Regions from separate parts of the Homo sapiens genome. Here region 2 is linked to region 1. Evidence: chromatin loops called from intact Hi-C (ENCODE). Cell type or tissue: PC-9. All regions are shown on one strand.

What was found. A loop is a pair of places that touch in the nucleus more often than their neighbours do. Peaks named below come from ENCODE experiments on the same cell type or tissue, not always from the same donor. Only the 100,000 strongest peaks of a DNase experiment are listed, where the experiment ranks them.
Region 2: a loop joins it to region 1, with 2.8 times the contacts of the local background. A loop is called at or near these places in 22 of 110 quality-filtered maps.

What each region holds. Positions count from the first base shown.
Region 1 is chr20:51,526,926-51,534,925 of GRCh38, forward strand. The region is part of intron 1 of NFATC2 (nuclear factor of activated T cells 2); the gene reads right to left. Among named protein-coding and RNA genes, the nearest start is that of NFATC2, 12 kb to the right of the region's middle. RefSeq lists enhancers at 4,286-4,335, 4,376-4,545, 5,977-7,176. In PC-9, no CTCF peak of the experiment used is centred here; DNase peaks (open chromatin) are centred at 4,406, 6,166 and 6,536; H3K4me3 peaks cover 921 bases; H3K27ac peaks cover 3,586 bases.
Region 2 is chr20:51,382,130-51,390,129 of GRCh38, forward strand. It overlaps NFATC2 (nuclear factor of activated T cells 2), which reads right to left. Exons shown (of 11, transcript NM_012340.5): 11 at 4,834-8,000. The region is part of intron 2 of LOC105372663 (a long non-coding RNA gene); the gene reads left to right. Among named protein-coding and RNA genes, the nearest start is that of MIR3194, 67 kb to the right of the region's middle. In PC-9, CTCF peaks have their summits at 4,024 (motif pointing right) and 4,224; a DNase peak (open chromatin) is centred at 6,292; H3K27ac peaks cover 1,769 bases.

The sequences.
Region 1 (8,000 bases):
TCTTACTCAGCTGCCCAGGTTGAAGTGCTGTGGCGCAATAATAGCTCACTGCAGCCTCCACCTCCCAGGCTCAAGCAATCCTCCCACCTCAGCCTCCCAAGTAGCTGGGACTACCAGTGCACACCACCGGGCTCAGCTAATTTTTTTTTATTTTTAGTAGACAGGAGGTCTCACTATGTTGCCCAGGCTAGTCTCCAACTCCTGAGCTCAAGTGATCCTCCCACCTCAGCCTCCCAAAGTGTTGTGATTACAGACGAGAACAACCGTGTCTGGCAAAGGGGAGTTTTTAAAAGCATCAAGCTCCTTCCTGCCCCGGGACCTTGGTACTTGCTGCTCCCCCTGCCTCAACAGCTCCTCCCCTACCCACTGCCAGGCCCCCTTCTCCACAGGACTAAAGCCCATTCATGCCCATGAGCTGGGCTTAAGTACTGCATGCTTCTAGAAGGACCCCTGACCACTTGACTAGCTCAGGCCCCACTCACAGGCCCCTGCTGTGTTCTGTGCACATCTCACCATAACGACTGAGGAACTGTGGAGTGCTCCGTTTCCCTCGACCTCCAGTCTGCCCTTCCCTCGACCTCGAGATCCACCCCCACCAATCAGCAAATGCCATGAGGACTCTTGCTCCGCCATGCCCCTAAGCACTTGGAATGGTCCTGCCACTAAACAGGCCCTCAGAAAGGATGTGTTGGCTGAATGAATGAGGCAAGTTCAGAAAAGTCTACCTGGAATAAACTATTACTCAAAGATGCTAATATCCAAACCAAAAGATAGAAGGCTATAACTCTAGAGAGGGTCATTTTGTAATATCCATGAAAATTCCAAACACACGTGCCCCCGGAACCACATGTGCCCTCGGAACCAAGCAATGCTACTTTTAGAAATTCATCCTGGGCCAGTCATGGTGGCTCACACCTGGAATCCCAACCGTTTGGGAGACAGAGGTAGGAAGATTGCTTGAGGTCAGGAGTTTAAGACCAGCCTGGGCAACGTAGAGACCCCATCTCTAAAACAAAAATTTTTTTTTCATTAGCTGGGCATGGTGGCACCTACCTGTAGTCCCAGCCACTGGAGAAGCTGAGGTGGGAGGATCAAGGCTGTAGTGAGCCATGATCGTACCACCACCTCCCAGCTTGGGTGACAGGATGAGAACCTGTCCCAAAAAAAAAAAAAAAAAAAAATTCTTCCTGCAGATATACTCTCACCTGTGCAAAATGACCTGTGTATGCTTAAGATTCATTACTACAACCCTGACTGTAATCCCAAAAGACTGGAAGCAACCCAAAGCCCATCTATTGGGGATGAATTAATTCTGGCTCATTCATATGATGGGATACAGTATAGCTACAAAAAGGCCTGAAGAAGTTCTTTATGCATTGACATGGAATGACCACTGAGATTTAGTATTAGAGAAAAGCAAGCTGTATAGTGTGCACAGCATAAAAAGTGAGAGGATGTACACAAACACAGAGAGATGTACACACAATGTACACAGACAGATGTACACACAGATGTATACAGATTACACCTGCACATATATACACAGATGTACAGATGTACACGCACAGACAGATGTACACACACATATGTACACACACAGACAGATGTACACGCACAGCTGAAGGATGCACAGGCTTTCTCTGGAAGTCACAAGTAATAGTGACATCCTCCAGGGAGGGGAACTAAGGAATGGGAGGACAGTGGCATGGCAGAAAGGAGACTTCCTTTGATTTGTGTAATTGTGTAAGAAAATAAATGTAACTCCCAAAAGAAACATTTTTAATTTTATTTCATAGGTGGTAGGTGACATAGCATGATATACAGTAATGAAACCCTGTTTTACGAAGCAGGAAATGAAGAGTGCAGTCCTGCTCCGCCACTAAGTAGCAGCGTGACTTTGGAAAAGTCCCCCACCCACTGGAGGCCTCAACACCTTCTCATTTATAACTGAACAGCATTAAACTGAATCAGTTTCCTTGGTGGCTTCTGGCTCTGAAATCCTTTGATTTTTCTAGCTAGCATCTGTAAGGCCTGGAGTTCTTGTGAGGCTGTAGTTTAATGTAAATGTGTATTTGAATTCGCACATACACACACACACGCCTTCCTAGAAGGTAACAGAGCACAGAGTTTTAATCTAGGAAAAGAGGAATGTCAAACCCATGGCCGACAACATTCTGAGAATTCACTGCCCTTCGAACCAGAAAAACAAAACACAAAAAGTTTCTTAGCAAAAATTCCGGCCGTATCAGAAGAACTGCACTGTATCTTATCAGAAACACACCCTTGGGGCTGATGTGCACAGTCCACAGAAACGCAGTCCTGAAAACACACATCACTCACACTCCCTAGGAGCTCTGAAAAACAGAAAGCTCCAGTGTGCTGAGCAAAAGTATTTAAAGCATTTACATTGGTTTTCATTAATCCAAGCGGCAGTTTTTTTTTTTTCCTCTTGACAAGACTTTAAATGTTTACCAGCAAGCAGGGAATATGAAGATAATTAATAATCATTTAATTCTCAGTCCCCTGGGTATTTGACAGTAAATTTCACAAATAGCACATCATTAAAATATTTCTCTAAGTCAGTGGCTGAGATTCGTCACTATTTCTCCTTAAACAACTGCCACGCTCACAGGCGGCTTTCTTACAGTCATCACGATGCCCGCACGGCACTGGGTGAAGTTAGTTTCATCTCAGAACCACCAAATGTTCTCAGGAGGATTTCCAAAAAGCTTGCTTTTTTTTTAACCACTTGCACGATCTTTGCTCTATCCATGTGCCACCAAAAAGTATTTACTTAATACTTCTAGTATTTAAATTCACTCACTTATTTTTTTTTTATTTTAAAAGGAAACTTTACACCACTACTGCAGATGGAAAATCAATGTCACCTCCATAAATAGAAGGTAGGGTAAAAATACAATAAAAATAAAACTTACTAAATTCAAGCAAGACACAGTGGCTGGGCAAAGGCTCTGAGTCTGAGGCTTTATACAGCCCCGCCCCCGCCAATGCTTCTGCGGTATAACTCATATACACAGATGTCAGTGTTTTGAGTATAGAGTTTGACGAGTTTTGCCAAATGTCATACATTCTTGCTACCACCAACATAATCAAAATATGGAACATTTCCAAGACCCCAGAAAGTCAAGACCTAGGAACAGGGAAAGGGAGGAGCCAGTGTTAGAAAGAAAGGTGTCAATGGTACAGCAGTACCTCACTGAAGCGCTACTCCTTTTTTGTTTGTTTGTTTTTTGTTTTTTGAGACAGAGTCTTGCTCTGTTGCCAGGCTGGAGTACAGTGGTGCGATCTCGACTCACTGCAACCTCCGCCTCCCGGGTTCAAGCGATTCTCCTGCCTCAGCCTCCTGAGTAGCTGGGATTACAGGTGACCACTACCATGCCCGGCTAATTTTTTTGTGTTTTCAGTAGAGACAGGGTTTCACCATGTTGGTCAGGCTAGTCTCGAACTCCTGACCTCAAGTGATCTGCCCACCTCGGCCTGCCAAAGTGCTGGGATTACAGGCATTAGCCACCATGCCTGGCCTGAAACTCCACTCCTTCTGACTAGTTCAAAGAGAAAATAGCGCTGAAAAATAGTTCTTAGCACATACAACGTCCTCACTGGTGGACCACCTAAAATCCATTTCACCTACCATGGGAGGTACCTGGCCTGCATACGAAGCATCAGTACCAAAGGGAGGAAGAAGATAGAAGCAGGGATGGGGGATTCAGAGGTTGCTGCTCAAGGGCCTCTGTACCTCCATGTCACGCACATGCTGTTCCCCTTACCCAGAACTCCCTTCCATACCTCCCGACCTTACATCTCCTAACAAGCCACTATTTATCCATCATGACTTGACCTGAGCCACCCCCTCCTGGAGGCCCTCCCTGTTTCCCCAGGCTGGATCAGGCAGCTCTTCTACACTCCCAGGTCCCACAGAGTCCCACATTGAAGTCTATCTATGGATTCACTCGTCTGTCTACCCTCTAGACTCTGAGGTTCTTAGAGGCAGATAGGAGTCTTACATCAATAATTATTATGAAGATGATTATAATGCAGAAAAAGCAGCTAAAATATATTGAGAACTTACATGCTAGGCATTGTTATAAGCACATTACATGTAGTAAATTACTTGATCCTCACAGCCACCTACCCACTGGATGCCAATAGCAGCTGCCCTGTCCCTCTCCCCGTTGTGGCAACCAAAAATGTCTCCAGGCATCGCCAAACATCTCCTGCCAGGCAGGCTCGCCCCCAGCTGAGAACCACGGCTCCTGGCTTTAGAGCCCCAGCATGGCACAGGAGGCCTGCGCACAGCAGAGGCCCAAAGACTGCTGGAAGCATCAACTCATGACTCACGCCCTCAACCTGAACTGATTCAGAAATGAGACATCTTCTCACTCTCAGCCCTGGCAGGTGACGCTCATCTCTGTGGCAGACACCTGAAAGTTCTCATTCTTATCACCCCTCCTTTCATCAAGTTCCTGGGTGCTTACCCAATAGGTAGGCCCTGTGAATATGTGGAGAAATCTCTGGCCACTCCCAAAAACTACAGGACAAGATTGCTGGGGAGGCCAGTTCAGCCCTCCTCTTTGCCCCACCAAGCAAGAGCTCTACGCTGAGATCCAGGTCTCAGTCAACAGAGGGTAGCACGGGGTTAGGGGACTCCAGATCCACTCCCACCCCCGGCTGTGAGACTTGGGGAAACTCCATGTCCTCATGTGTGACACGGGGTGATGACACTGGTGATGATACAAGCCTGTCGGTTTCCCTAACCTATGCAAAGCCCAAGACACACAGAATCAATACCCAGTAAATGGGGCCTACTGGATTATTATTGAAAGAACAATCTTTTCGGTGACAATTCTGCCCTTTCCCTGCTATAGTTAGTCTATTTTACAACAACTTGAACGCACTAGTCCCCAACCCCTTCGAAAGCATTACGAAAAAAAGGAAGACATTTTTATAAAAATAAAATGGGTTGGTCAGCACTTTAGGAATTCTCTTTTTACCTCAGATCCTGCTGACCTTCAGAAAATGTGTGGAGGAGGTAAAACGTGCTTCCAACACCCTCTCCATTCCACACTTTGTACTTTTCCTCCCAGGCTACCTGGCAGTGGATCGACTAAATCTTACTAAAGTGTTAGTGGGTCAGTGAGCCGCTTGTCATAATCAAAATACTAGCACATCTATACCACTTACTTTATATCGAGAACTGTACGCATCTAGTGTATGTTCATATTTGTCTCACAAGAACCCTATGAAGCAGCTGATATCGTTTCCCCATTTTATATAGGGGGAAAATGAGGCTCAGAGAGGGTGAGTAATTTGCCCAAGGTCACACAGCTTCTAAGTAGCAGAGCCAAGATTCATTCTCAGGCAACCTGGCTCCTCCACCCCCCTAACCACTACTTTATCCTGCATCTCAGGAAAGAGGTGATTTCCTGGATGGCGACACCCTGACCCTGACACAGGGAAGCAAGGATCCCCCCCGGAAAAGAAATCACTCTGGGGGCCTCATCATTTCACTCGGGAGGTGGGCTGCCCCTGACAACTGAAGACACAGATTCCTTTCTTCGGGAATGTTCACAGTCTCTCCTTTTGCCCCAGGATTGAGTCAAAGATTATTTTAAAAATCCACTCAGGCCACACAGTGGTCCCCGCCAGCGCCTCTCCCCCTGGAAGCTCTGTGAGCCTGTTGCTCACCCTCGCAGACGGACACACAGCCAAGTCTGAGGTGGCCGCTCGCTCAGCGCCAACCCGCCAGCCAACAGATCACTTTTGAAAAAAGGAACAGCAAGAGAACATCTTCTCTGCCTAGAACTGCAGGCGGGTGGAATTTTCGGGAAGCAGAATCGTATGACCAAAATAGAAACCCAGCTAGGGAACCTCTGAGAGGCAGCCGTCCTTGGGGGGCACAGGGAGGGGCAGAGGCAAATGGAGCTTTCAGGCTTGAGTGGCTGGGAAGAGAGAAGCAGGGCCTGGCCTGGGGGCTGGATGCCCCTCCGATGGGCAGCAGGGCCACAGGGCTCCACTGATCCCTGGCCAAGCTGATCCGACCCACGGCTTGATGAGCTCACCCCGATGCCGAGGTGGCGTGAGTCCCAGGGCCTGGGTTTGGGACATGACAGTCTGTCGCCAAGGCAGCACTTAGGATGCCACAGCTGGCACCGCAGATCTGTAGCCGGAGGAAAGGGGAGCAGACAGAGAGGCAAACCTCGCCTCCTGCCACTCGCCCCGACAACTCTCATAACTTCCTGCCCATCAGGGGCCACAAAGAATCCCAAAACAGAGCAGGAAGGTGGACAGATTCTTCATCCGGCAGGTGTGCACAACCTAGAGAAAGAACCCCTTTGAAAAGCAATGGGTTGCCTCCAAATAACAAATCTGACACTCAGCAAACTTTCTGACAAGCCCCCAGACCACTGCTGCCCACGCCCCACCCAGTCACACACATACACCACCTAACAGTAAGTAGATTCTCAATCAATGAATCATGTGTATTAATGACCAGAGTCAGGTTGTCACACCCTTCGTTCGGAGGTGACACATACAGACACAGGCCTGAAAGTCGAGAAATTCCATCTGGATAAATCAGGTCCAGAAATGCCAAAAAGGAAAGGGAGGACATTTGCCATCCTGTCTCGTCCATGGAACCACTGGAAAAAGTCATCCTGAAGGCGATGTCTTTGCTGACCTTGCCCCAGCTAAGACAGCTGTCTGCCTTCCCCAGACGGGGCTGAAAGAAGGACTCAGTGGTGCCTTCCAGGCAGGCTGCCGCAAGGCCAGGCGCCCAGGACACAGGACTGAGGTGATCCACAAGCAATGAGGCTTGCAGACTGGCTCTGGCATGACCGCTTGCAAAAACACACGAACCCACGCGCTGACACGTATTGCTTTTGGATAGGGGTGGAGAAATGTATGGAATCTGCAACCCGCAGGCCTCAAGGTCACCTTTTAGATGGGGGCAGCAGGGCCCAGGCATGTGGCACACATAAGGACTCATCTCCATCTTCAAATCTGGATGGGAAGAACTGTCTCTTGCTGGTTTCAAGCCATTTCCTGGGGCCCTCCTGCCTTGGAGAATTCCAGAGATATTCCTATTTTTAGTCATTCTAATAGCTTATGTCCACTGTGCCGCAAGCTTTCACGTGTACGCTCCCCTGTTCTCTCTGCAGTTTACATAAACCCCTGGAGATAGCTACTCCGAACACCTCTGTGTTAGAGATGGGGAAATTGAGGCTTGGGGTGCAGGGAAATTCCCAAGACCACAAAAAGTCAGGGCAAAGCTTGCATTCAATTTCAGGGTGGGGGCTGCAGCGGGGGCCAGGGGGAGGGGCAGTGCACAGGGGGAAGGGCTGTACATGTGTAGCATGCACGTGTGTCTATACAAGATCTGCAGATTCCATCAGTTTTGTTTGTTTTTGAGACAGAGTCTCACTCTTGTAGCACAGGCTACAGTGCAGTGGCGCAATCTCAGCTCACTGCAACCTCTGCCTCCAGGGTTCAAGCAATTCTCCTGCCTCAGCCTCCCTAGTAGCTGGAATTACAGGTGCCTGCCACCATGCCCAGCTAATTTTTGTATTTTTAGTAGAGACAGGATTTCACCATGTTGCCCAGGCTGGTCTCGAACTCCTGACCTTAGGTGATCCACCCACCTCGGCCTCCCAGTGCTGGGATTAGAGGCCTGAGCCACTGAGCCCGGCCTTCATTAATTTTTAAAATATGCATCACTTACATGAAGTAAAATGCACAAATATTTCACATACATCTTGTGCCTTTGCATATATATACACACACTCGAACATTTCAAGTCCCCCAGAGGGTTCTCTGTGGCCCCCCTGAAGCCAGACACCCTCGCCCAGGAAGAACCACTCCCTGACTTTTCTCACCATATGCTGGGTTTGACTGTTCTCGAATGTCCCATAAATAAAATCATACAGGATGTATATGTCTCACTTATTTGGCTCAGCAGAATGTCTGAGCTTCACCCACATTGT
Region 2 (8,000 bases), 140 kb before region 1:
CATGTAATCACAGGAGTCTTTAGAGGCAAAAGAAAGAGATGTGAGAGTTTGTTAGAGAAAGAGGCGTGAGGCTGGAAGTGGAATCAGAGTGATGGGATGGCTGGCCCAGCAGATGAGAGCTGAGTGCTAAGGAATGCGGGCAGCCGTGTCTATTTCCAAAGAAGCTGGAAAGGATGAGGAAACCTTCTCCCCCAGAGCCCCCAGAAGGAGCGCAGCCCTCCTGACACCAGGATGCTAGCCCCACGGGACCTACTTTGGACCTTGGACCTCCAGCACTGTGAGGTGATGAATTTGTGTTGCTTTATGCCACTAAGTTTGTGCTAATTGTCGCAGAGGCCTGCAAGGAGACAGGGCTCAGGAGCGGTGGGTTTCAGCTAGGATGAAAACACGCAGGCCCTGGGGGGAGGGAAGACTGAGGATGTGGGGGTTTGTTTATGGGGGGCAGTGAGGTGCAGAGGGATGGGCAGCACCATTTCATGGGGCTGTGGGGCAGAAAGTGGGGTCTGAGCCTCATGGGGGTCAGAGTGAGACGCAGGGGATGAGATGAGAGTGACATAAACAGGGATAAATGGCAAAAGAGACTCGTCCCAGAGGGGAGGCCGTGAGCCCTGGGAGATGGAAGTCACGGGACCTGGGACCCCCACTGCCCGACTCTCCGAGGAGCCCTGGACATACTCTGGGCAGTGCTGGTCTAGGGAACTGGAGACGGGGGGTGGGGTGTCCACAGGGCAGATTTTAGGAGAGCCTGCCCTTGCACCTTCAGATCCTGGAGCCCAGCTCAGGGGCCAAGGTCTGTGTCGAAGACCCCAGCAGCACACAGAGGGTGCCCTGGCTTATTTGCACCACGGGGAGGATAAATGAGAACGTGGGCTCCTGAACTGCACGGCTGCAGGTGTATCTGGGGAGGACCAGATGGAGAGGCGCCCAGCCGGAGCGCGTTAGCACCATCTAACATAGCAAGCTACAGGCGCTGGCCGCACCTCGCTCCACTGCAAACAATCCGTTATTCACCTTGTCAAACAGACTCCCCCGAGAAGCCGGTTTCAGATTGGGCTTGTAAACGGCAGCTGGCTGGCCGGCCCTTCTCTTACCTGTCCCCAAGGAGCTGTTGAGCCACAGCAGTGAGCATTTTACAAGCAGGAGGGCCACAGGTGACTGCAGGCTGCCAGAAAGCAGATAACTGGCCTGGCAGGCTCCAGGATTCTAGGGAATTATGGCCTTTGGCTTTCTGTAGCAAAGGGAACTGGCTCTGTCTAGAAGACAGGCTGGAATACACTGCTGTGTAATTAGAGATGAATAAACCGAGCCATGTGGGGCAGGAGGAAAGTCTCCCTTGAGTCAGTTGTTTGGTTTATAAAATGTGTTAAATATTAGGAAATGATTAATTTTCCATACATGCCAGATGAGCCCATTGTTCTCCATGCACAGGAAAAGGCATGTTTGCTCATTTAACACCCGGTTCCTGGGGGCCTACCATACCGCATGCCAGGGTGGTAGAGAGATGGCATTGAGCAAATCAAGACAATCGTCGCCGCCATGGAATTTACAGGGGCAAGAGACAGGCAGCAAACATGCACACGGCCATCCAAACAGCGTTTTTGACATGCCAGGCTGAGTGCATGTGTGGGTGGGGCATGGGGTAGGTCCCACATGACAGCGGTCACTGAAGTCCTCTGAGGACAAGAATTTGATTGGAAAATTGAAGAATGAGGAAGAGCCAGTCCACGAAACTCGGGGGTCAAAGCGTTTCAAGTTTTAGGAGGAGACAGAGAGAGAGGTGGGGAATGGTGTGGTCTGGGCAAGGAACAGAAAAGAGACCTGGAGGCTGGAGAACTTGGGGCCGAGGAAGATGGCTGAGCCTCTTGCCTGAAATTCGGATCATCCTGAACGCAAAGGGAAGCCGTGGAGGGCTTTAAACAGGGCTGTGATGGGATCTGAGGCTGCTTTAACCTCGATCTGGCTGCTGTGTGGACGGGGAGGTCGGGAGTACACCAGCAAAGGGCTGTTGTGTCATCCAGGTAGGAGATGAGGGTGTTCTGGTGAGCATGAGGCATAGAGGTGGGATGATTTCAGAAGGGACCCAGCAGGACTTGCTGATATGTGGGCAGTGGGGACAGTGAAGGATCCGGGGTTATTCCCAGGGTTTTGACTAAGCGACTGTGTAGATGGTGTTGCCATAAACTGATGAGTAAGATGGGTGTGTGTTGGGAGAAGGGAGGAAGAGGAGATTGGGAATCAGGAAATTTTGGGGCATGTTGAACTCAAAATGCCTCCTGGCTACCAAAGAGAAGAAGGCACATAGTTGGGGAGGTCATACAGGAGTCTGGCACGTGTGTATGTGAAGGTGTAAATACAACCCTCTCCACGGTTGTCCTGTGAATGCTTTTTTCTCATGGTATTAAGGGCAGAGGGTTCTGAATCAAATATCCTCTGACACTTTGCACAGCAGCAGAAACTGTTGGCAACGTGTTTTCAAGGAGTTTTGTCAGTATTTCATAGAAGGATGAAGTGTCCCCATTTCAACAAAAAATTTAGGGATCACTGATGTAAAAAGTATAGCCCCTGGAAATCAGAGTGAATTGTCACTGTACTTCCTGTCTCGAGTCCAGCGCAATGTTTCAGAGCTTGAAGTTTTTCGTAAATCAGGGATTCCTAGAGGGCCTGGGACACGGCAGATATACAGCAGGGGGTTTTGTTTCTTTGATAACTCCTCATCGGGCCATTTACAAAGCTCAACTTCTGAATTTTACCAGGAGGGCAGGGCAAGAGGTGGTTTAGAGTGAGAAGCCCTTTTTGGAGAAAGTTTGGTCTGACCTTGTCCATCTTTGTACCACAAAATGTCATGAGGTTTATAGCAAGTGTGTCCCCTATACCCCATCACAGCTACTGGGGATCCACAGACAAAAGAAATGACTTCACTTTCATTTCTTAAAGGTCCTTGTGGTTCTGTGCCTCTGTCCTCAGCGTTATTTTATACTCAACCTGGTCCTACCAGGAACCCAGTTTCCTCCCAATGTATGAACATGAAGAGGCTGAGTAGGAGTCAGCATTTGTTTTCTCCTGTCAATCTTACCACTTCTTAAATCCCAACTTGGCACGAAACCACTGTTCTGTTTCTGCTCCTTTGTACGAAACTACCCCATGCTGTTGGATACAGCAAGGAACAATGTTCAGATTTGCAAACTCCTGGCAAAGTGACCCCAAGATGCTCCAATACGAACTTCCTTGTTATCTCAGGTTTTGAAAATTGGATAAACTCAAGTTTCTGGCTTTAATGATCTATTTAGAAAAATTTAAATCCCATAGTCAGAGCTCTAAATGTTTTCTTCCAGATATTAGTCAAATGAGGTCTCAAGATGAGCTCAAGGCTCCATGATATGCCTTAGGTGAATCTGAAATCTGTTTGTTAAATGACGGGACAGTGGATCGATAGGTAATATTGATTAAACATGCAGCACCTGTGAGGTGGGGACTAGAGAACTCATTTTATATCTGGGGAAACTGAGGCACAGGCCAAATTTGTGTTTATTAAGTGTGGCTTAAATATAAATGTAGAACACAGACTTGTTTTTTGTTTTTTGTTTTTTCTTTTTTAAAAATGACTGTATAGTTTTAGCCTTGTCCTCTGCTTAAGTGATTTTGACTTTCGATTCAGGAGAAGTGGTGTAAGGTTTTCAGAAAGTGAGTTAAAGCAAAACAGTTGGCCGCAGCGGCAGCAATCATCTTAGTGGGGCACAGTTGCCTCTTAGGTGTAGCCCTGGGCAGATATTTTTTGTGGGGCTCCTGTCTGCATGTGCAATTTGAGCCATTCCTAAATCAGCACCATTCTGGTGATTCAGTCTCACACCATCCCACAAAAATCACAATGAAAATACTGCACCAGCCATCAGGAGCAATCTGCTCACCAGGGTGCTCTTCTGGAAGCTGGCCTGGACCCTGTAGGTGCAGGTTCTAGAGCTCTTTGGGGCATCTGAAGGGGAGAAATGGGAGCCAGCTAGTCCCAGCCACCAGAGGGAGACTAAGGCTATTTCAAGATAGACACTTCCAGCAGCCAGGACCCATGCAGGTCCCTGTCTGAGCTTGGGACCCCTGCCCATTTGGTAGTGCTGGTTACACGCACTGGAATGGGGGGCTAGAAAATTCCCAGGAAGACATTCCAAGTGCAGGGCTATGGTGGGGTGAAGTGGGTCCCTAAAACACAGGGCCGGGGGCAGGTATCCCGTTTCCCTGGGGTTAAAGGGTGGGAGGAGGTTCGAACCATATTAAGACATTAAAAATAGCAGCTACTTCCAAACCTCTTAGGTGCTTTAGCTACAGGAGGGCAAAAGCTGTTTTAAGGAGGAACTTGGCTAGAAGGTTCTAGTACTTATGTTTGTGGGTTTGAAGGTATAAGGTGCATTTTTTTTCTTTAGCCTTGATATTTTGCAAGATGCTCAAATAAAAATGATGGCTTTTGCCTTCCAAGTGGCTGGCTTAGCCCAGTTGACCATGAATGCTTTGGGACCCTTGGAAAGCTGGTCTAAGGTGGGCATCATAAATCTCTTTTATGAATGCTACCTCAAAAGTAGTCTAAAGGCACAGATTACAGCAGAGCTGTGCTGGAGAGAACCAGACAAATTCAGGTTGACCATGTGGCTTTGTCACCTCCGGCAAGTGGCTTCTGAGCCTGAGTCACAAGCACGGTGGGACTGTACCTACCTCCTAGGGCTGAGACGAGGAGTAAATGCACACACTTATGTACACACACAAAATGTTCCTTGCTGAGGGAGCCCGAAATGTAAAGGGAATATTTGAGTAGCCTCTCTGGAAAAGAAAGATACACCAAAGTAGATGTTGCTTCCAACTGTTTTATTGCTAAACTATCATGATACAAGCCGTATAAAAATACTTTACATATAGGAAAAATAAACTACATTAAACTGGAGATTAAAAACATTTGCATAGGAATGTGATGTATTCAAACGCCTTTAACAGTCAGGATTTTCTAAACCTAAGCCTGCCAGCACCACCATGTTGGAGAGACCTGTTTGTTGGAGAATTGGTTTTCTCTCCTCTGAGGGCTGTAGAGGCCAGAGGGGTGAGTGAGGTTCTTTGACAAGATGTCCAGGATGCTAAGCTTGTCCCAACAGCCATAGCCTCGGTCTGCTCAGGCCAATCAGAATGCTGTGAGCACCTGCTCTAATGGAAACAACATCATTTGCATCCATTCCATTCAAAGCTTGAACTCAGCAGGGAGTTTATTCTGGTCAGCCAACAGCTGCATAAAGGTAGAATGTTAATAACCCTTTCACTTCCAGCTCCCAGGACCCTGATGGCTCAGGGAGCAACTCTCTGTTATCAACCACCAGAAAAGTTTGTTTTTAAACAGACTGAGTTAAACAGTGATGTTGGCTGTAAGTCAAGGCACTCACAAAAGCTGAGGGAAATGGATGTTTATGATCACAATTTTATAGGATGCTGCTTTTTCTTAAGCATTTAATTGGAATGCAGGAAAATACTTGCTATGCAATTGGCTGCTTTGGTTCCACGAAACGTAATGCCCTAGCCTCGAGCCTAGGAGACCCAAGGTTAAGATGCGCTGGGTCACCGAGCACCTTGCCTCCGGGAAACAAGTTCGGGAAAGGTTAGCCCAGCTTGTCAAGAACGTCACAACTCCATCCATGCCTCTTGTAAACTTGAAATGAAAACATTCTTTCAATTCTGAGCAATAGAAAGCACTTGGAAAGGTCTTTTTTTTTTTTTTTTTTTGACATGATAAATTCAGCCTCACTGTAGTCCAGAGTGAGAATTAGAACATACCAACTTCCAATCTGCCTAAATGTGACAGCCTCTGCCCAAGACTGGCTCACTGAGGCGTCTTGGCTACTGGATGTAAACAAAAAATGCAATATCCGTGCCTCCCAGTTCTTTGAAGGAATCAATTCATCCTTGGTTATATCTATGCTGGAAAACTGTGGGTGTCCTTTGGATAAAGCATACAGGAGTTATCTACCAGGATTTAGATTTGGTCCCTTCTGTAAATATTAGCCTGAACGTTGAGTTCTGTGAACATGAATTCTTTTCGAATTCCATTACAATGCAGGCAGGGTTTTGGTGTCAATTTTTTAAAATCAAAATCACCTACTAAATTAGTTATTTTGGGGGGAGGATCTAGACACTTGATGATTCTCAGTGACCAGATCCAGGCTCAGGGCTGAAGTCAGCATAATTCTTGAGCAAGAAAAAGGTGATTCCTTCTTCCACAAAGCCATTCCTTCTCCTGAGATGCCATCTTCTAGAGAGGTGACTAACAGGCTCTGAGTGGGGGTTTTATTATATGGGTTTTTGTTTCCTGGAATGAGTAACAAATGTTTCAAGAATACATCATTTCTCTTAAGAAAAAAAAATCAACCTATGTGTAAAAAGAGACACTTAAAAAGATTTCTGACCATTTATAAATATAAATCTAATTCCAACAGGGGTGTAATATTTTGAGGACAGGTAAAAAGCATAAAAATACAGGTAAGAAAATAAAATTTAATAACATACTAATCTGGATTGCTATACATATTATCAAGCAGCAGCATCTTTGTACAATACAGGAAGACTTGCAAACTTTGGAAATATACTACATTCAGCAACACGGTAGACCTGTCAGAGTGCTACATATTTACATTAACTTAGATGTAGCAGTGCAAACCTTCACTCAACTGAGATCCTTCTAACACACGTGCAACACACCCATCTTTACCATTTAGACACCCCTACTTTCTCATTCTCTTAGAGGATCTTATTGCCTCTTCCCGTACTGGAAATATTTCATGAGCCATCCTTCTTGGCAAAATTTCCTCCTAGCATTTGTAACTGACAAAACTTCCTTGATAGCTGTCAGTTCCTAATACACTTTCTCTTGCCTGTTTATGTCTCAAATCTAATGCTTTTGTTTCTCTTTCCTTTGCGATTTGTTACAGTTGTTTATGAAAGTGCTTCCTATAATATCCAGCTAAGATGTCTTAGAAAAACAGAGGGGTTTATTTGTGTGTGTATTACACACACACACGCGTACAGGAGGTTGAGCTACCAGGAGGCCGTTTTTGCTAACATAGTTAGAAAACTGATGGAAAATGCATTAGTCCTTTTTCACCCTGTGGACAAGGAAGCTGAGCTACTTTGCTACAATAGCAGGAAGGCACTTGGGTAAAACATTCAGATAACTGAGGAAAGCCCAAATTCCCTCATGTACAAAAAACAGCTCCTAGCCAGTCCTAGCCAGGTCGAGTGAGAACAAATCACTCACCACACACTCTTGGCTTTTCCCCAGTGAAGTCAATATTGCTGGAGAGAAAATTCTTTAGGTGAAGCTGCTAGTATAAGGAACTTATAATAAGGAACTTATTTTGTTCATGAGGAAGTATTTAGCATCCCAGAAGTTCCATGGTAGGGGTCAACCTCTTACTGGCATTCTGTTTATTTAAAAGAGAATTTTGCTAAACTCTTTGAGCTTAGGGTGGGTGAGGGAAAGGTCGTTCATTGTCAGGGAAAAATAAATGCTAGGTATCGACCGACAGGTTGCATACAAGTGCACAGGCCCGAATCTGAGCATTTTGCCTTCTATCTGGAGTGCCAAACACACCTGGCCCCACTCCCAGGAAGCTTTTACCTCTGGGTAACCTTGACGGGAGAGCCAGGACTTACAAAGCCCACAGTGGGCACTGAGTGGCCATGACTTTCTTCTGAGGCCTTCTGCCTACAGACTGTACAGACTGGACTGAGAAAACACTCTAAGTACAGTCTGAGTGCTAAGAATATTTTCACTTTGCTGCGGATTATTGAGGAAACAACTGAATGGCTGAAAAATGAATCCCCCGCTTGTCCTGGGGTATCTGCAGTACATGCAAACAGAAACAAACACATCTGCCAAGAACTTCAAGGGTTTTGTTTGTAAAAATCACAAAAATCACACCCACAGAGGAAGACTAGGGGAGACTGGGTGCGCTCAGTGGAAACAGTTGGGAGGAAGG